2 separate regions of the Homo sapiens genome follow, and region 2 is linked to region 1. Evidence: chromatin contacts called from ENCODE Hi-C or POLR2A ChIA-PET data. All regions are on one chromosome and are shown on one strand. Each heading gives the region's core, a stretch centred on a gene start or an enhancer-like site at or near the end of the contact. The rest is flanking DNA. Distances are from core to core; before and after follow the strand shown. Region 1 overlaps FOXP1 (forkhead box P1). Region 2 has its middle 460 kb from the start of FOXP1-AS1.

What was found. Hi-C counts contacts between places; a loop is a spot of excess contacts on that map. ChIA-PET counts read pairs that join two places held with the same protein, here RNA polymerase II (POLR2A).
Region 2: a map of chondrocyte shows a loop between it and region 1 (2.4-fold over the local background). The contact joins two enhancer-like sites. A Hi-C loop is called at or near these places in 1 of 168 maps with a recorded cell type or tissue (chondrocyte). POLR2A ChIA-PET finds 5 or more read pairs at or near these places in 2 of 52 experiments (activated T-cell and naive thymus-derived CD8-positive, alpha-beta T cell).

Annotation. Positions count from the first base shown.
Region 1 is chr3:71,161,528-71,166,888 of GRCh38, forward strand. The region is part of intron 6 of FOXP1 (forkhead box P1); the gene reads right to left. Among named protein-coding and RNA genes, the nearest start is that of FOXP1-AS1, 130 kb to the right of the region's middle. RefSeq lists a silencer at 4,200-4,349. Within about 2 kb of position 2,249, at least 4 of the 41 ENCODE cell types and tissues checked have a DNase peak (open chromatin) inside an H3K27ac peak, as active enhancers do.
Region 2 is chr3:70,822,601-70,827,961 of GRCh38, forward strand. No RefSeq gene overlaps it. Among named protein-coding and RNA genes, the nearest start is that of FOXP1-AS1, 460 kb to the right of the region's middle. Within about 2 kb of position 2,376, at least 3 of the 41 ENCODE cell types and tissues checked have a DNase peak (open chromatin) inside an H3K27ac peak, as active enhancers do.

The sequences.
Region 1 (5,361 bases), core at 999-3,498:
CTGCCCAAAGCAAGTGAAAAGCGCAGCTGCCCAGAGTAAATGTGAGAAGGCACTTAGACTCTACCTCTTGAAGAAAGGAATGGAAAAGAATGTGTGGCCACTTTTAATCCACCTGATTCCCTGCATGTCAAGCAAGAGAATTTAAGCTCAATTTCCTAAGAAACAGGGAGCAAGACAATGATGCCATCAGAGTTGTGCTTTACAGAGAATAACCAAATTTTGATGAGTGGGATGAACAAAAACAGTGGATACAGAGATCTGTTAAGTGGTTATAATTTTAGCATCACTTAACAACACATTCAGATGTCCTTAGAGGGAATGGGGAAGTCACAAGAACCACTACATAGATAAAAATCAACAGTGATGAGCACCTATAACTGAAGGCACTGGAGAGAAACTGAGCCAACATTCCACATCACAGCAACTAAAAGAAGGATGCATTATTCACCCAAAAGGGAAAAGCTCCCTTAGTATAGATAAGTTTCAGTTCTGGACCAATTGAGGAAAAATCCCTACCCGCAGTTTATGTGCAGAGTCAAAAAGAATAATGATAGCCACAGGCCAATCGAAGTAGACACCAAGCATACAGCCAGATGTACCTTAAGTGCTTTTTAACCTGGTTTCAATCATCACTTACAATTTTTTAAAATTCTGCTGAACAGGTAGCTCCTCTGAATTAGAAAGTTAAACAGCATTTACCATTAGCAAGCCATTATTTGGAGAGCTGAAACCATATACTAAATTACAGGGTATAAGAGATGCTTAGCTAACTGAAACCTGGCCAAAATACTAGGACAAATGCAACTAAATACTAGCCCAGAATTCTGATTAACCACTGCTTCCCACAGCCTTTGTTCATACATCTCTACTGATATAAGCATTGTCCATATGATCCTTTTAGAAGTTTTATTCTGACTGAAGGGGGAGCCAGTACCATTAAGACATCCAATGTTAAGATGGTTAAGACTTTTTGAATAACTGCCCATTCCAATCCAATATCTATTGGGTTCCTACTATTTGTCAAGCACCAAGGATATAGCAGAGAACGTCATAAACAAGGTCCCCACCTTATTGGAACTTACATTCAGTGGCAAAAGTCAAACTGATAGAGACAGGAGGCACAGAAACTTAGACAGGGGCAGGTGTCTGGTGAAGCCCCACCCATTGTTACTTGCCAACATGTGGAAAAAGAACCCAAAAAGCTTCCTTTGGAACATAGTACCCCTTTATCCACATATGTTAATTAATCAAAGCCCACAGATTAATGAGGTAGGAGACCTTGTCTACTGATAGTCTAGCTACTGGGTACTTGAGTTGAAGGCTGATCTCTTCATTTTTATTTTTTACATTTGATAAAATCTTCCCGGTAGCATTTATTATTCCAGTTACGGCTGTCATCATTTTTCCAAGTACCATCATATGTCTTTCCCCATTAGAAGATGTATCAATGCAACAGAAAGAAACTGAAAAAAGCAAGCTGGTGTTCCATCTAAAATGTGTTTTCTGTAATTATATGCACAAACAAATACAAACTAGAAAGAAAACGGACTTTGAGTTAGAGAACTTTGACGGTAACTAGGATTGGTTTCAACCAAAACGATGCACGTGAATAACAGTTAAATTAGTGGATCTGCTTCCCAAATCTTTTTTTCCAGGCACATCCAGGGTATGTCTTTAACAGTCCTGATACTTCAATGAAAAATTGAGGTGCCAATGATTTATAGGTGAAATTAATGTTAAATACTTCAAAGGAGTGGACAAATAAGTCAGCAGCAAAAATTTTATGAGTTCACTTCCTTCAAGGGAACTTAGAGAGCGGGATTTTATTGCTGTGAATTCTGGTCACCCTTTCTACCCCTCAGCATCTGTTTGAAATATGTAGTAGACAATTGCTTTTTTGGCTGTGACTCAGGTGGTGGAAACACAGGACAAACAGACTACTGTATATAAGCTTTCCTCCAGCACTGAAAAATTTTATTAACTCTCTTGCATAGCAAACGTGGCGGCTGCTCAGTGCCCAATCTCTGCAGCATTATCAAGGAATTTGGCTAATTATGAATCGTGCTGGCCAAGCAAGAGGTGACCATGTTGAAACTTGTCAACTCGATATTTTCTCACATTTCAGAACAAGCAGGGAAACAACAACAACAACAAAACCTTATATTCTGTTTAGTTCATCATTCCTATGTGTAAAATTCCAAGTTAAATATTACATGTGAGCTTGCTACATAAATATGTCAGTCTTGCCACCGAGGCCAGCCAAAACAAACAGTTTCAAGCAGTCCCACAGTTTAGAGCGGTAGAGTTTTCATAGAAGCCATGCACTTGCCCCCTTTTAATCAGTTTTTTAAATTTTTCTCCCATGACAATAGAAAAGTTAGAAAGTAGTCCACAGAGAGTGTGGAGAAAGGGCTTGCTCTCCTTCACAATGGCGACTGTGAGAAGATCAAGGGCTGAATGTCTGCCTGGCAGAACATGAGTCTGTCTGTAAAATTCTGCACAGACGAAAGCTCAATCCCATGCCATCAGTCCAATCCCCAAATAAAGAAACAGAGTTGGTTCCAAAGTAATGAGTAGCCTATATAATCAGATGGTTTCTCTTCCATGTTAGGGCTAGAAATAAACATGGATGCTACCTACAACTTAGACTGCTGTACTTATTTATTTATTTTTATTTTTTATTTTTTTTTGAAACAGAGTCTTGCTCAGTCGCCCAGGCTGGAGTGCAGTGGCGCAATCTCGGCTCACTGCAAGCTCCGCCTCCCGGGTTCATGCCATTCTCCTGCCTCAGCCTCCGGAGTAGCTGGGACTACAGGCGCCCGCCACCACGCCCGGAGAATTTTTTGTATTTTTAGTGGAGACAGGTTTTCACCATGTTAGCCAGGATGGTCTCGATCTCCTGACCTCGTGATCTGCCCGCCTCGGCCTCGCAAAGTGCTGGGATTATAGGCGTGAGGCACAGCGCCCGGTCCCGACTGCTCTATTTAAAGTAATGAAAGCACAGTTGGCTCCAAAGGAGAAAACACATTGCTAGAAACAGTGAATGGAATTTGAACAGAAACTTCCCAATATTAATTCCCAGAGACTAATACATTTTTATAGAAAGTCTATTCACAAAAGGGGAAAGATTATTTTCACCAAAATCTTGTAGCTAATCTCTTCACGTGTACACATTTTTTAGAGACCTGTTTTATGTTTTCTTATAATAAATCTATTGACCATTTTTTCAATGAATAAAGCTTACTTTCTCCCTTCATTCGGAAACTAAGAAATGTTTTATCATACAACCAACAGCAAACTTTCTTTGAACTTCAAATCCAATGTCCCCCCTCTTCCTACATTCCAGCGCATTATACTTGAAATTATTTGCCTCCAAAGTTATAAAGAAAAAAGAGAGTAGTTAAGATGACCAGAGTTACAACTGTTATTTTCTTCCTTAAACCAATTTACATAGCCCTTAAACAAATTTACATAGCCTTTTTCCTAGCTATCCCAAAATGTAGATTCTTCAAGGAATATTTCAGGCATTTAAACGGAAAGTGAACTCCCATGAATTTTGGCAAAAATAATGGAAACAAGGACTGAAACAAAAATATCCAATAAAACACTTTCTCTTTCCTGAAAGGGATGGAAAGGAAATAAAACACACCCTGAAAAGAAGATGATTTTATAAAACGTTACTAGGAATAGCTTTTACCAAATTGAAAGCTATTTTTTTGTAAAAAAAAAAAAAAAAAAAATCAAAACCTGTTTCCCAGAATGACTTCTCTAAAATCATCAGCAGCTCACGAATGTTTTTGTGTTTAATGAACGTTTACCTCATTTAAGCTTTCTTTATATTCAAAAAATTAAGGAGACCAATTCTGCCAAAAGGCATTTTTAATCATTTCGAATAAAAAACAAGTCAGTCACAAAGGACTAACCAGACATTTCAAAAGTGGTAATAATTTTTTCTTAGGTGTGAGAGCTGGTTTCGCTATATAAAAATTTCTATTGAAATGTTTGTTTTAACTAATGTATACCTTCCTTCCATGGGAGAAATTTCTTCGAAGACAGAAGTTTCTTGTCTTAATGGCTGGTTCTAAACCCCACCTTGCCTTGCCTTAAATTTGCCATGTGGTCCATGGAGGCAAACTAGGAGGGGGACAGGTGTCGATTTAAGCCAAACAAAACAAAAAAAGAAAAAATATGGCCAGAATGGTCTAGACATCACCCACCCAGAGGCATCCGAGACAACCAGAATGCCACATGGCATGCCACGAACCACTTGGAGGTCTGTGCAAAATTCATAGGTGAGGCAGGCAACAGGCTCCATCAGCCACCAGTCCAGGTTGTAGAATGAGAAGCAACGTGATCATCAAGTAACTGTGTTGCTGGTGGTAACAGAAGCACCACGTTTGAGCAACTGAACTCAATCTTTCACTTTGTATGAAGACAGAAGGCTAAACATTCTCACTGGATTGCTTGACATTAAGAAAACAAGTTCCCCAAAAGAATGACTCCAGGTTAAAACATTAGCCAAATTCTGGTGACCAATAATATCTTGGGAAGTAACAATCACTCTGAGAAACACTTAAGAAGACAGCCCAATACTTAGCGCCTCCTTGGCCCACTTGCCATTTTCTGTGTAGTATGTGCAGGGAGTCTTCCAGGAAAATGGGGGCACAGACACAGGAAGAAAAGGCAGCCCTTGCCTTCAAGGAGCTTACAGTCTTATGAGAGGAAAAGACAAGTACATGAGAGGAACACAAGCAAGTGGGGGGTGACAAGAGCCGCTAGCGTGACCATCACAGAGCCATGAATCATTAATGACACCTGGAAACCTGTTACGGCCCCCATCTTCCAAAGATTCACGCAGTTCCATTCTTTAAACTTTTCTTGAACTTTCTGTGTAATTAAACACCAAATTTGGCAACCCATGCTAATTTTGAAAGGCACTCCCTGGGAATTTAGTAAAAAGTTTAAACAACTTGTTTACATGTGTTTGGCCCATCTGTTTAAACTTCTTGTTTATTTTAATAGGAGCAACTCTTGGGTGCAAGCTCCTTTTGTGCTTGAGACCACTACTGGCCTCTTCTCCAGCTCTGTTTCCCTAATCTGCATTCTAAATCTCTTCTGTAAACAAAACTTGAATAACAACTTTTTATGATAAATGCTGAACACCTCCAAGATGACTGCTGCAAAATAAACTACTTTTACAACCAGAAAGCATTCTAAACACACAGAAAATACTTTTTTAATGCTGTCCTTTTCTTAAAAAAACAAAAAGCAAAAACAAAAACACACACAAAGAATTTTATTTTCTCTGTGTGTGTGTCTACATATATATGTTCTTGACGATCCTTCTGAATTGTGTGCATT
Region 2 (5,361 bases), core at 1,126-3,625, 340 kb before region 1:
GCTTTGCTTTTGAACAGCAGGTGGTAATTGAAACAAAACAAGGACTCATTAGAGGAGCGTCTGGTGGCTCATGATACAAACAGAGCACACTAGAAAACCCAAACACAAGAGCCCTGAAATAAAGTGGTCATCATCTAATTAACAGAACATGTTTTAATTACCGAGTAAACCATGCAGCGCCGTGTGTCAATTTAACTGATGTGCTAAGTGCCAGTTTACAATATCAGAAACAGACAAATAATTGGAATCTAATTACATGCAGGTCTATTGCACACCAGCGCCTCCAGCCCATCTTAATAAACAAGTTTTTACATCAAACCATGAATAGCAAATACAGCCGTGCTGTTAATTGCTACATTGTGATATTGGGACTTTGCCAGCTCTGACTATTAAAATAAGCTCTTGTGTGGATTGCAGTTTCTCTGCTACGCTTTAATTAGAATCAAATGAGAGGCAGAGATCGGGCTGTATTACTGCAATTCAATATATGTAAATAAGATAACTGGCTAATCTTTTTATTTTATTTCTGAGCCTCCATGCAATAGGCGGTTTAGTTATGGTAATAGGTTATCACTTTGCAAATGAAGTAGACTTGCATTGTGAGATGAATCAAGAAACATGTAATCTTTGCTAGAGAGTCTAAATATTCCCCAATCATTGCACGTGGGATCCAGAGAACTTTCTTGCCCAAGATATATGGTGCTATATTTTTAATGCCCATATTGGCCTAGTTTTTCAGTGATAGCTTTTGATGTTGTATTTCACTTGTCTAAATAAACGCGTGATCCATAACATACTATTTACAATGCTCAGACAGATATTTCGAGATAAACTCTTTTAATGGAGAATCATTTGTTTGAGCACTTGAAAGGTTGCAGGGAAGGTCTACATAAATACTGTATAATGCAAATTTTAAATTAAGACCAAGGCACAGATAACGCTCATATTTCATACTGTATATACATGTGCTGCTTGTCAGAGAACTAATCAGGGATTCAGAAATACCGAGTATGAAAATGAAATCTATGGTAGAGACGTTGATGGGCCATTTTTCTATATTTTCCAAATAGGGAAGTAGATGGTATAGCTATTGTTGAAAAATTACCAAGTAATGATCTCCTGGGAAGATCTCCTTATGTTTCATTAGAATTGTAATTAGAAGTGGCCGTGACCTTGGGAAACCTGCTTCAGGAGCAAGCTCTCCTCTCTTTTGTTTAAGAAAAACCTCTAAGTTTCCTCTACTCATGGGCCCGAGGCAATGTTAACTGAACTCCATAGAAAGAACATAATCAAGCATTTAAAATGTACTTTTCTGTTGCAATAAATGGAAATAAGCAAATACAGAATGGGTTATCATCCACTCAATTTTGGTTGTAGTTTGTCATTATAAATTAAAACCATCTGGAGGATCTATTTCCCTCTGGAGGGGTATTTTTGCCATTTCCTAGGTCAAACCAGTCCTTAGAACTACCTTCTAATGAAGATTGGGATGCTTATTGAATACCTGGAAACTCCTAGAACTTTAAGGACAACCCTGAACCATTTTCAACTTCTGCCTTCAAGTATGAAAGCCAAGCCACTCATTGGCTTGAACTAAAGTCAGCCTAAAACAATACTCTGCAAACTTGGCGCAGGTCCTTGCCTATTTAAATTTCCATCACACCATTGTCAGAGTCTCATGCCTTTCACATGGTTAGCCTGGTGGATGTGTTCCAACTCCCAGAAGGGAGCAAGTGCACCACAAAAACACTGGAAGGGCTCACATGTTTCCAACACCTCATCGGATGCTTCAGTGCAGGGGTAAAAACATTCCTGGTACTCATGTTGTTGGAGAAATCACAAAGGATTTCAGGCTGGTACCTCATCCATCTCAGTTAAAAAATGAAATGGAGACTCCTGGTCAATTGTCAAAAAAAAAAAAAAAAAACCACACACACACACACACACACAAAACTCCACATATCCCCTGGTTTTTCCCCAACTTCCTTGCCTCCTGCAAAGCCATGCCAGCCTCAGTAACAATATAATCAAAATGTTTAAAATGCAAAGTAAGTGTGTATAAAAAATGCACAGGGGCTGGAAAAGGAATGTAATAAGGTTAAATTTTACAAGCATAATTCCATATGTTGAAAGCATCTTGTAGTTATGTCAAATACAGATGAAGCTATAAATTACCCCAGAATCAAAAGTGTCAAGTTTCAGGCTAATGCTGAATATATATATATATATATACCCACAGCTTCAGAATTCTTATTAAAATATGAAAACATGCTAAACATAGAAAAGCTAACAACTGTACCAAAAGTAAGACAAAGTGTTACTAATGTCTGCCAACTGGTATTACTCACCAGGGCAATCAATCACACATGAGCAAACCTCTGTGGCAGGCAACCAGGAAAGCTGAAACCCACCTCTCCTTCATGGTTGTCTTATTTGTGGTTACTTTTGCAAGGATTCCACACTATTCCATTTGCTTGTTCTTAACCCTGAGAGGGCATGGTTAGCAAGAGGAAAACGTTTATTCAATTATAATGTCTTTATTTCTGCTTAAAACACATACAAAACTGTCAGCAATAGACAAATTAGTACTTTGGGCCAAAGCATGTGCTCCGTTTATTCTGTATTTGAATTCTAATAAATTATATCCACATTATTACAAAAATTATAACTGACATGCTGTCAGAGCTATACATGTATATGCCTAGAAATATACATAATGCTTTGAAAGCTGTCACATTTAGTCCTGTTGTAAACATCACCCTCATTTGCTAAACAGTGTTGTTGTGTATTTGGTCCACCGTAATTTTTCCCTTACTTCTAAGCCTACGATTCTGAATATATCTTAACAATGAAGAAAAATAATGTCTCCTTTAAGGGTTGTAACGCTCTATCACAAGATTCAGCATAGCATATGGAAATAGTTTCTTTCAAAAGCATCCTAGGCCAAGTAATAAGATAGGGCTATTTGGTGAAGTAGCCCCCTTTCCAATCTACATTGACAACAATGTGTTGACAATGTTTTGGATACCTTGAAAGGGATTTTCTTCAATATCTGGTGAAGTTGCATCTATTTTTGTTAATGTGGGCTCTGCACTAGAAGTTAACATAACTATCACAAAGGTAAAAATGTGACTTCTGCTGAATGGTGGTGAAAACTGAATATTTGTGTTTCTCCAAAATTTATATGTTTTAGATGCTACAGACTGAATATTTGTGTTTCTCCAAAATTTATATGTCAAAATCATGACCCCCAAGTGATAGTATTAGGAGGTGGGGCCTTTGGAAGGTGATTAGCTCATAAAGGTACATCCCTCATAAATGAGATTAGTGCTCTTATAAAAGAGACAACAGAGAGATGCCTTGCCCCTTCTGCCATGCAAGGGTTCAATGAAAAGACAGTGATCTGTAAACAAGGTAGTGGGCCCTCACCAGACACCAAATCTGCTGGGGCCTTGGTCTTGGACTTCCCAGCCTCCAGAACTGTGAAAAACAAATATTTCCTATTTATAAGCCACCTGGTTTATAGTATTTTCTTACAGCAGCTGGAATAAACTGAGACTAAGAGCGAAAAAATGTTTTTCATAATCATGCATTTCTCTCCCTTTCATCTCTTGGGTGCCTGGTATGTGTCCAAAATAGCACCAGATGCTTCTGGCAGAGGCCCTACCTACATAAAGGGTATCATCCAGGGAAGAAGTCAGACAGCAAAAACTAAGTGCAATTAATATGACCAAATGGGTGGTTCTGGGTTCCAGGACCATAGAGCTAGAAGCTGATATTCAGAGTTTTAAGCAGAAAAAGAAAGATTGGATAAGAAATTGTTTTGAAGACTCCTAAAGGATTATAAACATTTAAGGAATTGGCAATGCTTAGGGAGGATACCTTGGTTTGGGGTGGGGTTTTTTTTTTGTTTGTTTTTTGTTTGTTTGTTTGTTTTTTCCATTTAGAGCACATGGTTGCAAGCAACAGAAACCAATTCTGTTACTTTAAGTTAAAGAGAATTCACTGGAAGGAAACTGAAATCGATAACTCACAGAATGTATGGGCTGCAAAAAAACCTGGGCTTAAAATTGGGCAGGAAGAGAGGACTGGGCAGTAGGAACTAGAGTGTAATAGTAGGAGTGGTCTAGTGAGCTGGCTGCTGATTTCTGGCCGGTCTTTTCATTCTCATAGTATCTGCTCAGGACCCAAAGTTCTGGGAAATGATTTTTTGCTGGTTGAGCTTAGGTCTTGCACCTATTCGTGGGCTCTCTTGAGGTTGGGGGAAGGAGAAGGTGAATCCTCACTTGCTGCAGCGTAAAGCCAATACAAGGAATTGTACTTCCACCAAGAATATTTGCCAGGTGAAGAGCTAATTCCTCAAAAGAAAATTGAGATAATCAAAAACGAATAATAGATGCAAGGCAACAAATCACCACAAAATTTGCTTAACCACTTCTCATTTATTAGTTCAGAATCTTGGAAAAGAAATGTCTGTTTTTTTAATTAATCAAATATTAGTAGTTTCAGCTGGGCGCGGTGGCTTACGCTTGTAATCCCAGCACTTTGGGAGGCCGAGGCACACAGACTGCCTGAACTCAGAAGTTCGAGACCAGCCTGGGCAACGTGGTGGAACCTTGTCTCTACTGAAAATACGAAAAATTTGCCTCATGTGGTGGCACACACCTGTGGTCCCAGCTACTTGGGAGACTGAGACTGAAGTGGGAGGATTGCTTGAGCCTGAGAGATGGAGGTTGCAGTGAGCCAAAATTGCACTACTGCACTCCAGCCTGAGCAACACAGTGAGACTCCCGTCTCAAAAATATATGTATACACACACACACACACACACACACACATATATACATATACATATGTAGTTTGCTTATAGTATTATATTGAACTTCCTGACTGGATCTACATAGGTTTTGAAGCTAGCTATATTGCACTCTTTAAAGGGGTCACTTTTTAATGTCTGAATGTAAAGTGCTTTAATTAGTAAAGATATTTAGGCAAAAATATCCCCAATATAATTTTTAAATTTGCGCATTCATAAGTAAAAAGTAGAAATAAGAAAATTACAGCAGTTGATATCAGAGATTCTGCCACTGAGAATCTTAATTACTTTTCAATAACTGGTGTTTAATTTGTATGAAGGCAATGTAGCCTAAAGTATATATATATGTGTGTATTCAAAAGAATTGTACTAAATGCATTATAGATCTTCTATTGCATCCTGGACTAGAATAAAAGAAACAACAGTGAAAATCAATACAATCCAAATAAAGCCTGTACTTTCATTAGTAATACTGTTCCAAGGTCTATATCTTAATTTTAACAAATATTCCATAGTTATGTAAAATGTTAACATAACGAGAAGCT